Regions from separate parts of the Mus musculus genome. Here regions 2 and 3 are each linked to region 1. The links are chromatin loops, found by intact Hi-C in ENCODE. Cell type or tissue: heart. All regions are shown on one strand. Each heading gives the region's core, and the rest is flanking DNA. Links, peaks and the distances in the headings are about the cores only.

Evidence for each region. A loop is a pair of places that touch in the nucleus more often than their neighbours do. Peaks named below come from ENCODE experiments on the same cell type or tissue, not always from the same donor. Only the 100,000 strongest peaks of a DNase experiment are listed, where the experiment ranks them.
Region 2: a loop joins it to region 1, with 4 times the contacts of the local background. A loop is called at or near these places in 9 of 42 quality-filtered maps.
Region 3: a loop joins it to region 1, with 2.1 times the contacts of the local background. A loop is called at or near these places in 2 of 42 quality-filtered maps.

What each region holds. Positions count from the first base shown.
Region 1 is chr14:101,376,330-101,382,013 of GRCm38, reverse strand. No RefSeq gene overlaps it. Among named protein-coding and RNA genes, the nearest start is that of Gm34361, 180 kb to the right of the region's middle. In heart, for the core only: a CTCF peak has its summit at 2,471 (motif pointing right); no DNase peak of the experiment used is centred there; H3K4me3 peaks cover 220 bases; H3K27ac peaks cover 661 bases; H3K27me3 peaks cover 1,108 bases.
Region 2 is chr14:100,007,323-100,013,006 of GRCm38, reverse strand. The region is part of intron 3 of Klf12 (Kruppel-like factor 12); the gene reads left to right. Among named protein-coding and RNA genes, the nearest start is that of Klf12, 140 kb to the left of the region's middle. In heart, for the core only: a CTCF peak has its summit at 3,062 (motif pointing left); no DNase peak of the experiment used is centred there.
Region 3 is chr14:101,291,863-101,297,546 of GRCm38, reverse strand. No RefSeq gene overlaps it. Among named protein-coding and RNA genes, the nearest start is that of Gm34361, 93 kb to the right of the region's middle. In heart, for the core only: a CTCF peak has its summit at 2,642; no DNase peak of the experiment used is centred there.

The sequences.
Region 1 (5,684 bases), core at 360-5,359:
AAGGGAGCCAGCTTGCAAGCAGCCTCCCCTGTGGTTCCTGCTGTACATTGGATGAGAAGTAAGTTACCTGGCTAATGGTCCTCTTGCTTGGAACAGCAAGCAGGCCTGCCTTCATATTCCTGCCTTGACTTCCCTCACTGATAAACCGTAACTTGAATGATGATATAAACGCTCTCCTCCCATAATCTTTCTTTCATGTTTTATCACAGCCATAAAATACATACTAGAACAAGTAATACTGCCACAAAGGTGGCCACAGCAAGACAAATATGTATAGCAAGGAATGCAAGAATCTGAGCTTTGCAGCCATCTCAAGTTCAGTATGCAGCCACATCACTTTGTTACTTCGGATAAGCAAATTAACACTGCTGTGTTTTATTTTATTCTTAGATTAAGAGAGATAATGTGTCATCATAAGGTTATTATTTAGATTACGTAAGAATCTTGGATGAAGGTATGTGGTGGGATGTTCAGTCTGAGCCTATTTGTGTCACAGCTACCAGAAGTCAAAAACTCATTAGAACTCTGGTTGTCCTCTTATGGCTTAATGGTACTTCTAAATTACCCAAGCGTAGCACCATACTTTCATGCTGGAATGGGCCAGGTTCTAGGGAGGAACTCTTGAGCATTATCACATCACTACAATAGTACAGAGAAGGGAAGGTAATTGGACCAGAAGATACTGACTCCAGGCAAAAATTAGGTATGAGTCATTTCTGGAGATCTATGTTTCTTGCTCCAGAAGTCATGTTGATACTAGTATTAACTATTTATGAATGTGCTCATTACAGTTTTTCCACATTTAGGGCTTCTACATTCAAAATATTTGGGCATCTGAAGGTAAGCAAAGAATCAGCAATTTCAAAAGCGAGTCATTTATACCCATGGAGTTCAAAATGAGATTAAAAGAAAAAATACCCGAGGAGCCTAAACCAGAGAGCTGGAACATCCCGTGTGTAGCAGCCCAGGCAGGCAGGTATCCACCATCATTCAGGAACAGAGCTCAGGGATCAACAATTACAAAAGAACCCGGTGCCTATGAGTACCTAGACCTGCATGGCTCTGGAACTGATGTGATTGGGTGACAGGAAATGAAAGACAGTAGAGCCACATACAGAAAAGCTAAGATGGGGGAGCCTGTGCACTCTGATGGAGTGCTAGTCTGTGTACTGGATGCTATCTGCAGAGATCTCTTGCTCAAGTCGTGCACTCCTGCATCTGAGATGGTCACCTAAGTCATCACTGAAGTGGGATGCTTTCTGCGCTCTCCTATGAAGTATGGACTTAACTTAGAAATTGAGGGAGGCTACACTGTGAAGAGCGAGGAGCCACTTTGAGCTTGTCTTCTCTGAAGTTCTGAACTAAGATTTTAATCCTAAGAGATAACCAAGAATATGCAGAACCTACTGCAGGCTTTTCTGAAAACAGCCATCAAGCCCTTTGAAAACATTTTTCTTTTTTCTAGTTGAGATCATCATCACTAGCATCGTCGTCGACGTCGTTGTCGTCGTCTTCATCACCATCATCATCATCATCTAAGGCTTCCATCCTTTTGAAATGGATGCTAAAGTCTGTGGTGGTCACGGAAAACCTAGCCTTAGAGACATACTCCTGGGACTTTGCTGAGAAGCAGGGTGGGTGAGACAGTCAACTTCCGGCGTCCCAAGGAAGGCCCTCTGGGGAAGAGCACACTCTGCAGACACTTTGGGAAGCACTGTGTTCTACATGTAGCCCCCTCAGGCTAGGTCACAGTGTTTTCTGTCACTGGAAACCTCACGGAGAGTGCTATCAGGTCTTGCTATTTCGATTTGATAGAGAGGGAACTCTTTCTAACTAGGATCTTGTAGTGAGTTATGGTTTTGCTATGCTAACCCTTTGAAACGGACAACCCCGTGTTCTTTGAATTCCTTGGGGGAAATTCTAGGATCCATTGAGAGGTAAAAAGGTCCCAATTCTCCTCAGAAAGCACGAGGACGGTAAGGTGAGGGACCACCAAATGATTCTATGCTGCTGGCTAGGGGGAAACCACAGCGGAAAACCAGCCCTTCCTGCAGAGTCTCTACAGTGGAATGGAGGTGTGGTGGGTAGTCCCGGGAGATGGGGGTGTCCAGACCCCTCTGCCTTTGTTTCAGGTCACTCTATGAGCCTCTTGGCATTTAGCAACCTTAGTCAGAGGAGCTGAGGGCATAGAGAAGTGCCCTGCTTGAGCCTTACCAAATAGCTAAATCCAAGTAGGTTCCCAGGCTACTCCACCCGCCCCCTACTACTGCGTTCTTTTCCCAGAATGTTTACAGTTTCTTTCCTTTGTGTATTCTCCTTAAGGTTAACTGGGGAAGGAGAGCTAATGGAGGGGTAAGAAGCTCGTGCAATTTGTCATTTCTTTTTGGAGCTGTAGGGCTATAAATGAAGCAGGACTGCTCCCAGGAACAGAGCGGGAGACTAAAGGACGTTCTTTGTTCCAGTCGCCAGTAGATGGCGCTCCGCTTCCGCTCAGCCATCCGTCCAGTCCAGCTTTGCCACCCATTGGTGGGGTTCTGAGGTCCAAACCGGTGTCACCAGCGCAGGCAAGAGGCAAATATTAAAGCTAGCATTCCCTGCATTTTTTGAGAAAGAAAGCCTTTGTGTTTCGGTTGACTCCAGAGTCTCGGGAGATGTGCCTGGGAACTCCCTCTGCCGCTGAACTCATCACAGTGGCCTTTTATTCACTTAGAAAATGCTTTCCCCGGATCCCAGCTCAATTACCTTTTGTCTCCCCTCTGTTCTAATGCTCTGGTAGGATGCATGAAAAACAAAGCAAGGTTAGACATTTTCTATCTCTCCTACAATGGTTTACTTTCCTTGTTTCCAGAACCAAATGGAATGAGTGGTCTCAAAGCCCCAATCCGTGTGCAGGCATGCGTATATACAAACCGATATGAGTAGTGTCGCGTCTGGTCCACGTTTACTTTGTCCGAAAGGAAATATATAAATAAACACAAATAAGCAAAACTTTCTTTCCTTTGGGTAAAATGTCTGACAAGGTTTTCACTACTTGGCTCAAAGTGTGTGTTTATTTGTCACTTCAGAGGTCCAGTATCTGAAAAACTATTCAGAATGATGGTTAATCAATCCAACAACTAGCTACTGACTAGGAGGATGGAGAAAGCCTTTTATTCTGTGTTGTGGGGGATGCAGAGATAAGTGCTTAATGCCAAAGAATTCACCACCCAGTCTTAGAAAAATCGCTGTGGGCAGGTAAAGCATTGAGGGCAAGCATCGAGGGCATGCGTGTTAGCGTGCGACTCTAGGCTGCAACTGTGGGCTGCTGTATTATAGTCACTGGAGATTGAGATCTGAGAGGCTGTTCTACTCATTCAGAGCACCGTATCTAGCAGTGAATACAGGATAGTTTGGTTGCCTCAAAGCCTCGCCATGCTTGATTTGAGCTGTACTATGCTATACTGATAAAGATGCGAATTAATTCCCCAAAGGATGAAATTTACCTTAGGTCAGCAGGATAATCTGCCTTTCTAAAGCACCTCTCCATGTGTTACCTCAGGGAGAACACTCTGCAAATATTTTACATTGTGATTATGTTCAACAAAATATAAGCAAGAGATGAACACATCGATATTGAAGACTTCAGCGTGGCCAGAACCCAGAATGCCAAACTCCTTATTGTTACTGCGGCTATATGTTCTTCCCTTGCAGAATATATTTAGTAGATTTGGATGGAAAGGGACAATTTCTCCAATGGGAAGAAAGTGCAGAGTCTCTCTCTCTCTCTCTCTCTCTCTCTCTCTCTCTCTCTCTCTCTCTCTCTCTCTCTCTCTCTCTCTCTCTCTCCTCTCTGAATTTGGAGAGCGAGGAGAAGGGGCGGGGGAATCTTCCAGAGGTCTTGGTCTGTTGCGATATCCTTGCCAATCCTTCAATTACTGTATTTCTTTCATGAGAAATTGTTATTAGAATGCACTCACCCTTTTAGGGAGCTGTGAATGTGGTTATAATTGCTTGTTTCTGAGATAATTCGCCTGACAGCAGAGCCCTGGAAAAGTTACTTGAACAAACGGAACAAGGGCATTAGCCTTGGCTATGTCGGCTGCGAGGATGCGGCACCAGTCTGGGCTGTACCAACCTGGGCTGTGTCGGCTGCGAGGATACAGGGGAGCCATGGTGGTCACGGGAAACACAGCTAGAAATTCCTCTGTTTCAGTGTGTGAGGACCACTTGGGTTTTGATATTTCCTGGAGGAGGGAACTTGAACTACATGAGGTCTTGGTGGGTTCAGTTGCAGTCGCTGATAATGAGTGGACTGTCTAGTTGATCCCATTTTCCCCCATCCTCCTTCTTGGGAGGCTACGTGGATCCAGATTCAAACTCACTTGAATCATCTCACTTCTGCAGGAGCAAGGGAGGGGGAAAGAGGATGGCAAAAGGTTGATTGATTTCAGGCATTTAATCAATGAAAAAAATTTTTAACATCTGTATTATTGGTGCTGCTGATAGTCTTTGATGTCATTGATCAAAGAGTTGTGCTAATTCATTACAAACTGACATAAAACGACATGTTTTTAGCTCCTGGGGAGTAAATAGGATACACTTTGTCTTAAAAGTTTAAACTCTCGAGATCAGCATACTATGATAGTATTTTCCCCCTGCCTCTAAACTTTTGGCTCATTTTATTTTCTTAAAAAAAAAGATTGTAGAAACCTCCCAATGATGCCTGTTTATCGGCACCGTAACCAAACACTGGTAATCAGAAATTCCATTGGCTAAAAGTCAGACAGTAACCATTCACAGGGGAGAATAAAAACATTATCCAGTCAATACCGGAGTTTAGCAAGATACTGCCCAGCCCTTCAGGATTGATGCAAAGAAGCAAATACAGAGAACACTTCAACCAGCCCGCTGACCTGTTTCCTATTTTCATTTCCCTTCCCAACATTCCTCTATGGAGTTAAAAACCTACAGAGTCACAGGTTTCATATAAAACATAGTCAGTTTTGGATGTTATCTGACCATGGCCAGTTTAAAGTAGGTAGCACAAAGACAGAGAACCAAGACTTATCTAGAACATTTGCTAGATTCCAAGGTAGAGAGCATGCTAGCCTGCTCCCCCTGATGGTGTCATTTATGTTGTTAAGTGGCTTTTCCATGACTAACAACTTAAGCATGCACTTGCAAGCTACCACTTTTTTTTTTTAAGTTACAGCAAAACCTGGCCAGTGTTGCATAACCTTTCAAACTCCCTTTAAGCCTCAAAAGCCCAAGTATGATGTTCTACATCAACCACACTAACTCTGTAGATACGAAAGAGGAAAGCAGAGCTCTGTGTCCTGGCAGGGAGTGGGTCCCTCAGGGATGTGAAGTTAAGCAGAAAAAGAAAAGCAATATGTAAAACTGAAACTCACATTTGGGAAAAAAAATCGGTGGTTCATTTAATATACAGGAAAATGACTAAAATCACAATACCTGAAGTTTGGTTGCCTGCAGAAAGAACAGTGGGAGTGTGTAAAAGGTAAAATCATGAACTCACTTCGTTGTATTATCTGTAGTGTTTGAATATTTTTTGCTGAAATATATGCATGTATTATTCATGTAATAAGCTAGTTTTGAAGACTATACATCTCATCACTCCACCTGAGACACGCTGGACAAAAAACACTGATGTAATCTTCTGTCCTGCATTGCGGAACATACAGAAA
Region 2 (5,684 bases), core at 466-5,465, 1.4 Mb after region 1:
GCTGTAAATTGGCTTCTGAATAATTGACAACTGTCTGGCTGTACACTCTGCGCCTCCCCTTTTCTCGTTCCCTTAATAATTCTCTTCCTTTTCCAAGCTATGCTACTATTGTCTAAGCTCTTTCATTATGTTTTCTGTTCTTAACGGGAAATTGATTAAGTGATATTTTAATTGTATTCTTTAGGGAAAAAAATGTAATTGATACCAGTCTATCTATTAGTGAAGGAAATGGTAGTAATTTACTAAGCAATGATCACATACTTGATTCTTTCTCCAGGAACCTTTCTGTGGGGTGAATGTTATTTTGATCAATGGCCAATTATGGTTTTGATAATCAGATGGCTTCATCTCCTTTTAATCTCCTAGATATTAGCTCATATATAAAATAAATGTTTTGTATGCCACTCACGTGGCAGCAACATCCTTCACTACCAGCAAGGAAAGTTCATTTAAAAAGAAACAAAATTCTAACATGTCACTTTATGATTTGTCAATACAGTATTTTTCATGTTGTGAACTTTTCCTGCTGGGGACAGTTGAAATCAACTGAAAATTAGATATTTTACAGAAGTGAAATAAAAATGGAATAGGTTAAAAGCAAATCTGAGAACAGCAATCAAACATATTAATCCATGAAATGTGTTGATTTAACTTATTTACATGCACAAGCAATGTGGTATTGGGACATCAGCTTCAATGTGTGCTTGTGTGTTAGTGTGCGCATGTGTGTGTGTGTGTGTGTGTGTGTGTGTTTATGTGTGTGTGCGTGTGCGCATGCGCGCTGAGTCAGGCTGAAATGGTCACAATGGCAGGCCTTTTACTATGGTACCAGGGTTTGAAAGCAACTCCTTGGGATGTTTTCTCTAATTTCTCTTTCTCTTAATTGTCTTTACCTCCATCTGTTTTTTTGCTATCCTATCCATTTGGGATTGAGTTTGGGAGTGGGACTATAGAAGAAATTATTAAAAGATTGTGTCAGATGGTTTCTACCCCACCCTTAGTTATTCAGCTCCTGGAAGAAAGACACACTCACAACCTTCATATTTACAGTATGCCTTAAGCAGCACAATAACCGGGCAGCTGCCTACCCTCCATGCTGATAGAATGTATAGCATATCAATAATCCCAAATTATTACTTATTTTATGTTCCACCTGGGTTGCTCTTCACTCTGAGTGAGCAGCCCTCAGGGCCACATTTTTATGGCTCAGCTGACCCATCATGTGTTCTCCTTTATCCGCTCCTGCATGTTCCTCTTTTATTCCATGGTAGCTTCTTTCTCCTCTTTCCCTCCTCATGGTCCTCTCGATCCCAAACCTGCAAAACTTCCTTTAAAGAAAATGAAGACATCGCAGACCATGCTAGCCATTTCTGGTCAGAGACACAGTGCCCTTCCTTTCAAAGTTACTATCCCTTAATATTTTGTTTTCTTTAAAGAAAATACAATGTTTATATCTGAAAAAGTGTGATGAGGATTGTTTCTTCTTCTGATACTCCCAAGGAGACAAAGATAGCGTTCCAGAATCCACCCTAAAAAGCAATCAGCTTTTTATTTAATTTTTCTTTTAATATTTTAAAGGATGGTGTTTTTCTAAACAAAATGTTTCTTAAATATGTTTCATTAAGAATCTGACTATGGGGACATTCCACCTGTGAATGTTCTGGATCTGTAGCCAAAGTATGGGTCTACCCATGGTATTTTGGGCTTTTCTACTGAACAAAGTCATACAACACTGTACATTATAAATGATATACAATAATTTATGAATGTTCTTTGTCAATAGAATCAGAAGGACAGAATATCTAATTCTTAAGAAACCCAAGCAAATTAAATGTGTGTGTGTGTGTGTGTGTGTGTGTTACAATAAAATAAAAAAATTTAAAGAAAAAGAATTTAGAAGGGACATAGGAAGAATTAACTACTATTTTAAATGTACTAATTTCTGCATTTAAAATTTCTCTTTTAGATATCTTAAAACAAGAGCTCGATTAAAATACAGAAATGCTTAAACCATCTTCTAAAAGTTCAAGTGTACCAGCAACTTAACTTTTCTTTAGAGTTCCGTTCAGTCTTTAGTGCAAGCAGTACATAGCACGGGGGTCACGTTTTGCTTTTGCTGCAGAGGTGATGACTCTGATCAAACACAGTCCAAATTCCTCAAGGATCATCCCCCTGCCTGAAGCCTTTGATTTCCCTTCTTGTCTGCCTGCTCTGCCTGGGCAAGAAGGCCATTACATGTGGCTTCGGCTACTTCTTTAGTTACAAAACGAGGGGAGAAAAACGATGAGCACATGGCCAGGAGAAACAGCAAGTATCTGGGGTACAGCACTGGAGAGGTAGTCAGGCTGGCAGTTAGAAGAGTAGATGAGGGGTGACTCCTAGTAATTGTCAAAACTTAAAAAGTGTGTGTGTGGGGATTTTTAACAATTTCTACTACATGGGACAGGGTCTCATGTAGCATAGGCTGGCCTCAGAGTGAGTGTGTGTATATGTGTATGTATAATATATACATACATACATACACACTAGTATATATATACATATATATAACACATATCATATAATATATAACACATATCATATAATATATAACATATAATATATAATATAATAAATATTATATAATATATAACATGTTATATATAAAGTGTGTGTATATATATATATACACACAGTTATATAAATATGTGTACAATGTATATGTGTGTGTGTTTTATATATATGTGTGTGTATATAATATTCTTCATGAATTTTATATATATATATATATATATATATATATACATATATATATACATATACACATATATACACATACATATACATGTACACTTATGAAGCAGAGGCAGGCCCTGAACTCCTGAACCTCCTGCTTCCACATTCTGAGAACTGAGACTGCAGGCCTGGCCCATCATGCCTGGCTCCCACACTATTCCTCCCCAAGGCTCGAGTTTTCTTTCTGTTGCATATCTCACCAAATCTTTTGTCCCAGAAGTCTTAAGGAGTTGAGATTTACCTTGAGGACTGGAGTCTTTGTGCTGCCACCTAGTGGTGGAATAGTACAAATCGTACACAGGGAGATTGAAGGCTACTGCGTATCAGACCCTTTTCCTAGGATGGTCCATGGTTTTGCCAGCTCGGAGTCAAAACAAGGTGCAGTGAATCTCTTCTGAGAAAATCTTAGCTTGATGGTGTTCACCTATAATTCTAGAAATGGAACTTAGGGAAGTGGAGGGAGGAGTCAAAGTTCATGAGATACATGAGACCCTATCTGAACCACGCCCTCACTAAATTAAAAAACAAACAAACAAAAAGACAAGTGGGGCAGTGGTGGCGCACGCCTTTAATCCCAGCACTTGGCAGGCAGAGGCAGGGGGATTTCTGAGTTCAAGGCCAGCCTGGTCTACAAAGTGAGTTCCAGGACAGCCAGGGCTACACAGAGAAACCCTGTCTCGAGGAGAAAGGGGGGGGGGGGCAGAGATTTAAAAATAGATGGCTATTTAGAGAACTCAAACTTAATGCTAAATATATATTTTATATACATTATATATGATATGTCTTCTATGTATATATTATGTTTAAGAGTTCTAGTATGTGAAAGGCATTATTTAATTTGGTTCAAAAGGAAAAGACGTGCCTTCTGCATGTTTCCCCCATTTTTCTGTCCTATACATTGTTATCTTTACTCTTCTTAGTAAAATTAAAATGTCCTTTGTTTCATCGCTTCACATTTTAAAGGGATGGCTTAATTTTTTTTTCACTAAGTCAAAGCACATGTGTACCAACTTGTATGCTATTAGCAAGTTTCACACCCCCGAGCAAAGAAATCGTCATCATAGAGAGAATAAAATAAAAATAAATAGTCGTGTCTTTGGGGAGATAGGCTGTAAGTTTGATAAGCTCAGGAAACAAAACAAAACAAAACAAAACAAAACAAAACAAAACAAAACAAAACAAAACAAAAATCAAAAAGACTTTCCATTATTGAATGCATTCAGTGACTCCCTTTCTGTGGAGGTACCAACCAACTTGAAAAGCCTCCTCAACCGTATTTCTCTTTCCATAACTCCTTCTCTGGGTTTCTCCCGGCCTTATCTGAGTATTGTCAGAATCCATGCCTACCCTCCTTCCTCGGGTCTAGTACTACTTATTCCAGTGAACCATCTGGAGTCTCTGGGTTCCTGAGTATATATTGTTTCTGCACTGTCCTTGAGTTTCCTTAATCTCACAGTGCTTACTCTTCAGAAATAGTATTTGAATTACATTTTAGACAATTGACACAGCGTGGATGTTAATGGTTTCTGGAGTTGAACTCCTGTGAGCGAGAAGCATTCTTGAGGTTCTCAAAGGGTCATAATGAAAACACTGTGCTGTATGGTCATTATAGTCAGTCCTTTCTTATGCTTTTGTAATATATTGTAAAATATTTTACCTGTGAACATATGATAAAGAGGACTTTGATTGGACCTGGATAATTAATTAGAATCAGCAATGTGTCTTATATAATATATTAAATAGTTATGCTAGTCGTATTTCCCAGTATAAGAAATTATGTGTGCCTCCCCGCCACCCCTTGACCCTGCACTGCGGCTAACCTCATCAACACTGTGCAACCGTAAAATCTGGAAACTGTGGAGTATGGATAATCCCACTATAAACTGTAATAAAAATTACCCTTCCAGACTCAATATTCTCTCCATTAAGTTCATAGACACTGTCTCTTTGTACATAAAGTTTTATGAAATAAATCGACCGCTACGCCTGTCGTTACCAGATAGCAAGCTGTTTTGATTTAAAGACTGATGAAGGTACAATCCGTTTTTCCATGTTTGCAGTGCATGCTGAAAACATAAATTTACTTTAACAAACCTTAAGTCGAAGGGAAAATGGTCCTCTTACTTGCACCCTGCATTTAAGTATCTCTTTGTGAGAAAGAATCAATGATGTATTTACCGTGGCTGGCTCATTTGTTGCAGCCATAAAAGGAAGATTTGGTTTCCCGTTTCAGCTCCCTGGCCTTAAAGGTGTATTAAGCAAAAGAAAGCTCAAATCTTAGACCGCTTTGTGGGAATTGTCTTGAACCTTTCTGTGTTTAGAAGGCATTGTCAGTTCCTTGATTGCATTTTTTTTTGTCTCCTCTGTGCTAATCTAAAGGCTCCTCTAATCATCTCTGCTGTGGTCTCTGCCAGAAGTAAATGCTAGAAATCAATCGTCTATAAACACAGGGACCTTTCAGACAGAGGAAACCGTCTAGGGCCCTCACTCATAAATCCTCAAAGGACGTTACTCTGGAGGAAGTCATAATGTTCTAATGAAGGGAGACGAGGGGACAGTTGAGGTGAAAGTTGAAGAAACATACAATTCCGCTACCAGAGTAGGTAGGAGTATGTCAGAGCAGGAAAAGCATGGCCGGCAGATGCAGAACGGAGGACGTGTGCCCAGCATAGTGTGATGCTGTTGTGGTGTCTGATCTGATGTGTTTTCCCATGAGATGCTGCGTATGGTAGGTGCACAACATATGTGCTGTCTATACCCTCAGCAAAGACCTGAGCTCACCACTGCTCCGAAGGCTTTTAACTCCGCTTAGATTTATTTCGTATACTCTATGTGACTATAAGTTTTGGCTGTGCCTACACTGAACATAATAAATAAAAATGGTGAAGGAGAGGAAGTGAAAGGTGTAT
Region 3 (5,684 bases), core at 466-5,465, 85 kb after region 1:
GTTAGATAAAAGAATAACTAAAACAATTCTTTTGTTTTGTTTGGTTCTTATAGACACTTAAACACTTCAGGCATTGTTAACATAGTAATTCTTAAACTATTCAAGTTAGACAGATACATCTGGGGAAGGCAGTTTTTCCTTGACAACGTTGTTAGTTTCTTCTATGTATTTTGGAATAGTGTGAATTATTTGTTAGACTTAGGCTTTTTTATTTTTAAAAGGGTACTTTCAAAGATTCTGAAATAAATTCACTATCTTTTGATACATATTTCATGTTTATGATTATTTAAAATTGGCCACTACTAACTGTCCATCATTGCAGGGTGTGGAGTTATTCCCATTTTATGTCATGACCATCTCAGACTGTAGATACTACCCACTACCTCAGACACTTGCCAGTTCTTTGTGATGAGAACATCTATCATTTTGCCTTTTAGCTGGTTTGATTTATGCAGTATAATACTGAGTTACAATAATGGCCCTTCTGGGCAATGCACCTACAGAACTGACTTCTGTCAGTTACTCTGCATCTAGCCTCCTCCAAATACCCACTGGTCCTCTGCTTTGATAGCTACCATTCTACTTTCTGTTTATGAGCCCCAAGTTTTAGCTGCAATCTGAAGGGAATTTTGAAGTATTTGTCTTTCTGTGCTCACAAGGTTATCCCCCAAATAAAAAAAAATCACATAAAATTTTGATTCTTTTCTATGTTGACCATCAGCCAGTCTCACTGAAAATTGACCCTTTCTTTGTGTTTTTCTGCTTCATTGTGAGAGCAGTTTGAAGAAACAATTGTATGAATTTCTTATTTTTCAATCAGCTTAGTTCAGTTTTATCTATATTAAAGACATGCAAGCTTTCTTGAGTTTATTTTATCATTTCTAAATGATAAATTTATTCAAAGTAAATATTTTACTTGCTTTTATTCTTATTTTATAACTAAAGAGCAAAATAATGCATGTGAAATGGATCCCATTTCTCGATTTTATTCTTGTGAGGGATGGCAAAGAGGGGAAACCCGGCAGAGAGAAATGCTTGTTTTATAATTTAAAACACAGTGTCTATTAGGTTAAACAATAGATAAGTCCAACTAAGTCCAACTGCAGATGATCCTTTGCCTCTACTGTCCTCTTTGAACACCTGCACACACATGGAATACACAAACACACACACACAGACACAGAGACACATAGACACACAGACATACACACACACACTATATATATATATATATATATATATATATATACACACACACACACACACACACACACATACATGTACATATACACACAGACACACATTTTATATATATACACATACATGTACATATACACACAGACAGACAGAGATACACACACATAATATATACATACATATACACATACACATAGACACACACATGGATAAATTGAGTGTGATGGCAGGTATACATTGTGTTTCTAGTACTTTGGAAGTAAAGGCAGGAGAGTGATTAGTTGGAGGTCATCATTGCTACATAGCAAGTTTAAGGTCAGCGTGGGTCTCTTGGACCATGCATCAAAAGCATACAAGCAACAAAGAAACAAACAAATAAAAAGAAAACAAAACAAAAAAATTGCATACTACTTTGGTAGGTTGTGAGGATCTTACTCTCCTACATAATGACTCTTAACATTGAAAGACAGTGATATAGAAACAGGAAGGAGTTTATAGTGGATTTACCTTATTAGAAACAAAAATTGAAAATTGTGTCTTACTAAAGCCAAACTGCTTTGATGGAAGAAAATCTCAAAACACTTACAGAAAAGCCTATAGAAATAATGCATGGAAACTCCTGACAAGAGACTGACAGGATAAACAGCTAATACAATAAGACACATGAGGGAACAGGGCCATATAACAGACACTGCCAAGGGAGTTTTCCAATGATTTGCTCGCCTGAAGTCTCAAGGGTAAGCACATGCTAAGGGCTGACCTACTTTGGATGAAGCTTGCTGCCATTTTTTTTTTAAACAGGTAAATCCTTTGGTGTTTCAACAGAACAATGGATTGCTCATCAAAACAAATTCTCTGTAGATCCTACTGAAAGTCCTTCCTTACTCTCATCAAAATAATTATCTTCCACACAAATTATCTCTTTCACAAAAACAAATATTTCTGCGTCCTGCTTGCTCTTGTTACCAGACATGCATATTCCATGGGTGCTGGGCACACTCCAGCTAAATCTTGGTGGATTCTGAGACTTGCTGCTTCCTGAGGCTTGAGTTGGTTGGACAACTGGCTCTGGTTCTCAAAGAGTCAATATTAATTTTTGAATTGAGGGTTAAGAAGGAAGAGTTCCAAGCCAGGTTGAATGATTGTTCAGGTAGGTAGACTAAAAATGTTTACCTGTCTCCTTATTTTGTATGTGTGCCTCCAGCATGTATGTGTGGCATGTAAGATCTGAGGACAACTTGCCAGAGTCTGTTTTCTCCTTCCACCACGTGAATTCAAGTTGCTGAGCTTGGCAGCAAGCCTCCCGACCTGCCAAGCCATGCTGCTGGCCCGGGAGATGCTTTTATTTATGGCCTCTCCAGGCTTTTGTGTTATCTCTATGGTGGTTGCTTGGTCTTTGCTTCTGTCTGTGAAATCTGTTCTGTGTTTCTTTAGAACATCTGTCATGTAGATGGCGCTGTTGCTTAGTTTCCAGTGCTGATGGCTTATGATTGCGTTTCTTTAATTGAATGGGGAGGTGTACAGGGGAATCCAGTTGAGCACATGAACTCAGAATGCCATCTTGAGTCAGTAGACTTCAATATGACCCTGCCGAGGCCCTCGCTACTGCCAGTTAGTGTTATGGGGTCCCTACTTGAGAAAGGCAGGGTAAGGAATGTGCACCTTTTGACAGAGATATACATTCCATATGCTTTTCCCTCTCTGTGAAACACCCCCCCCCCCACTTCTCTCTTTATCTCTATCTTGGCAGTAAGTCTCCAACATGCAATTTGTCTGTGTAAGAATTAAGGAAAACTAACAAATACACTCAGAAACTTAAAATTTTCTACAAATTACTATTTAACTATGAACCTTTCTTTTATAACTCAGTGTTTTTCTCTGAAACTCACACTTGTTTACACAGGTTTCTTCTGGTATTTTTATGTTTGTGGTTGCAAACTAAAGATCAGGTGTATGTATATAGCCAACTCAGAAAGAGCTTTCATGTTTCATAGTTGTATTCTTAGAAAAGGCCACATATTCCTTGGATTCCTGGGAACATTGTACAGTGGGCCTATTAAGGATTGAGTAATTTATACAATAATAACTTCTACTGCTAAAAATGCAAGATGTCACACTTGTGCCTGTCAAGTACTAGCCTGAAACCTACCAGTGTTTTGTTCAATAGAAGGCTCACCTGTGTCTTCTGTGTGTGTTTTAAACCACTTAAAGGCAAGTACAATTGTGTGGTTTTTTTTTTTTTTTTCCTTACAGTTTTGGGCATGAAATCTGTCATCATGTTGGGCAACTGTATATTGTGTTTTTGGAGAGAAAATATCAACAGTTGTCAATAAAGAAGAGACACTGCCCACAGGATTTTTTAGTATCCTGTAGCAGACTTCAAGTGGGACCAAAGTGTCTCTCTCTCTCTCTCTCTCTCTCTCTCTCTCTCTCTCTCTCTCTCTCTCTCTTTAAATAATTTTAATTGTGTACATTTCAAATTATATCCCTCTTTGTAGTTACCCTTCCACAACTCCCTCATCCCACTCCCATTCTCCCGCTTCCCTTTGCCTCTATGAAGGTGCTCTTCCAGCTACTCACTCACTCTGGTCTCATCCCTCTGGCATTCCCCTACACTGGGGCATCAAGCCTTCCTCCCCTCCCATTGATGTCAGATAAGGCCATCCTCTGCTACATACGTATCTGGAGTCCTGGCTTCCTCCATATGTACTCTTTGGCTGGTGGTTTATTCCCTGGGGGCTCTGTGTGGTCCAGTCAGTTGATATTGTTCTTCGTAATGATGAGATCACATGCTTACATGTCATGTATACCAGTTGGCCATAGTAGTGCTGAAAAGTAGCCTGTGTCTATAGAGGAGTGATGTGATGCACTTCAGTGGCATTGAGGAGGATGAAGTGAGCGACTGAGGTAAATCCTGAAGAAATGAAATGAGGTGGCACGTCTTTGCATGGCACCTGAATACCCTGAGTTCTGTAGCTGCTCAGAACAAGGCTAGAGATGTTACTTTTTATTTAAGCTTGGGTCAGAAGGACTTTGTTGCGGTTACAGTCTTCTGTGTTAATCTACTATCAATTTAGGAAAAATAATGTCACAATCATGAGGCTCTCCACCGATTAAACACTTTTAATCAGTGTTTTATAGGCTAAATTGCTTACTATATGTCCATTTTGGTACAGCTTTGAGTCATAATTTTCTACTCTTCTACTGAAACACATTTCTTAATATTCAAATTGGTGTTGAGATTAAAAACACTTTCTTCATTTCATTCAGTGTCAGGTAGCTTTCATATTGTTATGGCCAAATGTCAGACAAAAGAAACATACAAGGTTTGGTTTCTAGGCAATGACAGTCTATTGTGTTGTAGAAGACATGACAGCATACCAGTAGAAAGAAGCATTGTGTTGATACGTCTCACATATCAACACACCAGGAAGAATGGCCTGGATAGAATCAGAATGGCTCTGACCTTCAAGACCTTGCCATAGTAACCCACTGTTTCTAACTAGGCAACTGTCCCAGTAGCTCCACAACTTTCCCACACAGTACCATGAGCTGGAGAACAGTTGTTTCATCCCCTGGGGGACATTTCACTTTAAGTCTTAACAGCTACGCTGTATAATAAATTATGATGCTTGAAATTGGCCCTCTGTAATAACAGAGTCCACACTAACAAATGTAGTCAACTATGGATTGAAAATATTTGAAACTGTGTATCTGGTTTTCCTTTATCACTCTCTAAAACACAGTATAGCAAGTGTTTATGTAGCATTTACCTTGTATGAAGTATTATAAATAATCTATAGCATGAAAATATATAGGAATTGACATACAGTTTCTTTACATATCCTGCATCATTTTACATAAAAGACTCTGAACTGTGAAGAAGTTGAGATATCCAAAGCTTCATGGAGCTTGTGGATGCCGATGGACAACCACTGTCATTCTTTAAAATTCTGATACTTAGCTTATTTTATGTGTTCATTTTCATTATAGCATTTTTCCCCTTTGGTTTTCTCAGGTTAGTGGGAGTTAGACCAGCATGTGTAAGCAGCTCATCTCACAAGAGTCATTGTTTTCTTTCTTGAAGTGTGCCTTTAGGTTATAAATACAGTGTTTGGTGACTCTTCCATATTGACTCTCCCTGGTATTGTCCCTCCCAACACACCATACCCATTTTCCCAACATGATGCCAGAGTTCATGTCTATAGCTATAAGAAGAAAAACAGTTATCTCTCCCTCCAAAGATCTTAGAGTCCATGTAGAGATACTGAGGAATCTTAGGTTGTGGTGAGTGGTAGAAGTTTTACAACTAACATGCTAAGGGCAAACCAGAGTGGCTGCCCATTTAGCAAAAGAAATTGTCATGGTTTTTCTTTCTGCTCTACTTTTCCATGCCCATTGAACAATCTTTCCTAGGGCCTAAAACATTTAAGGACATTTCTTTCATTATAACAAAGAAATCCAGACATTTGTGCTGGTTTTAAATG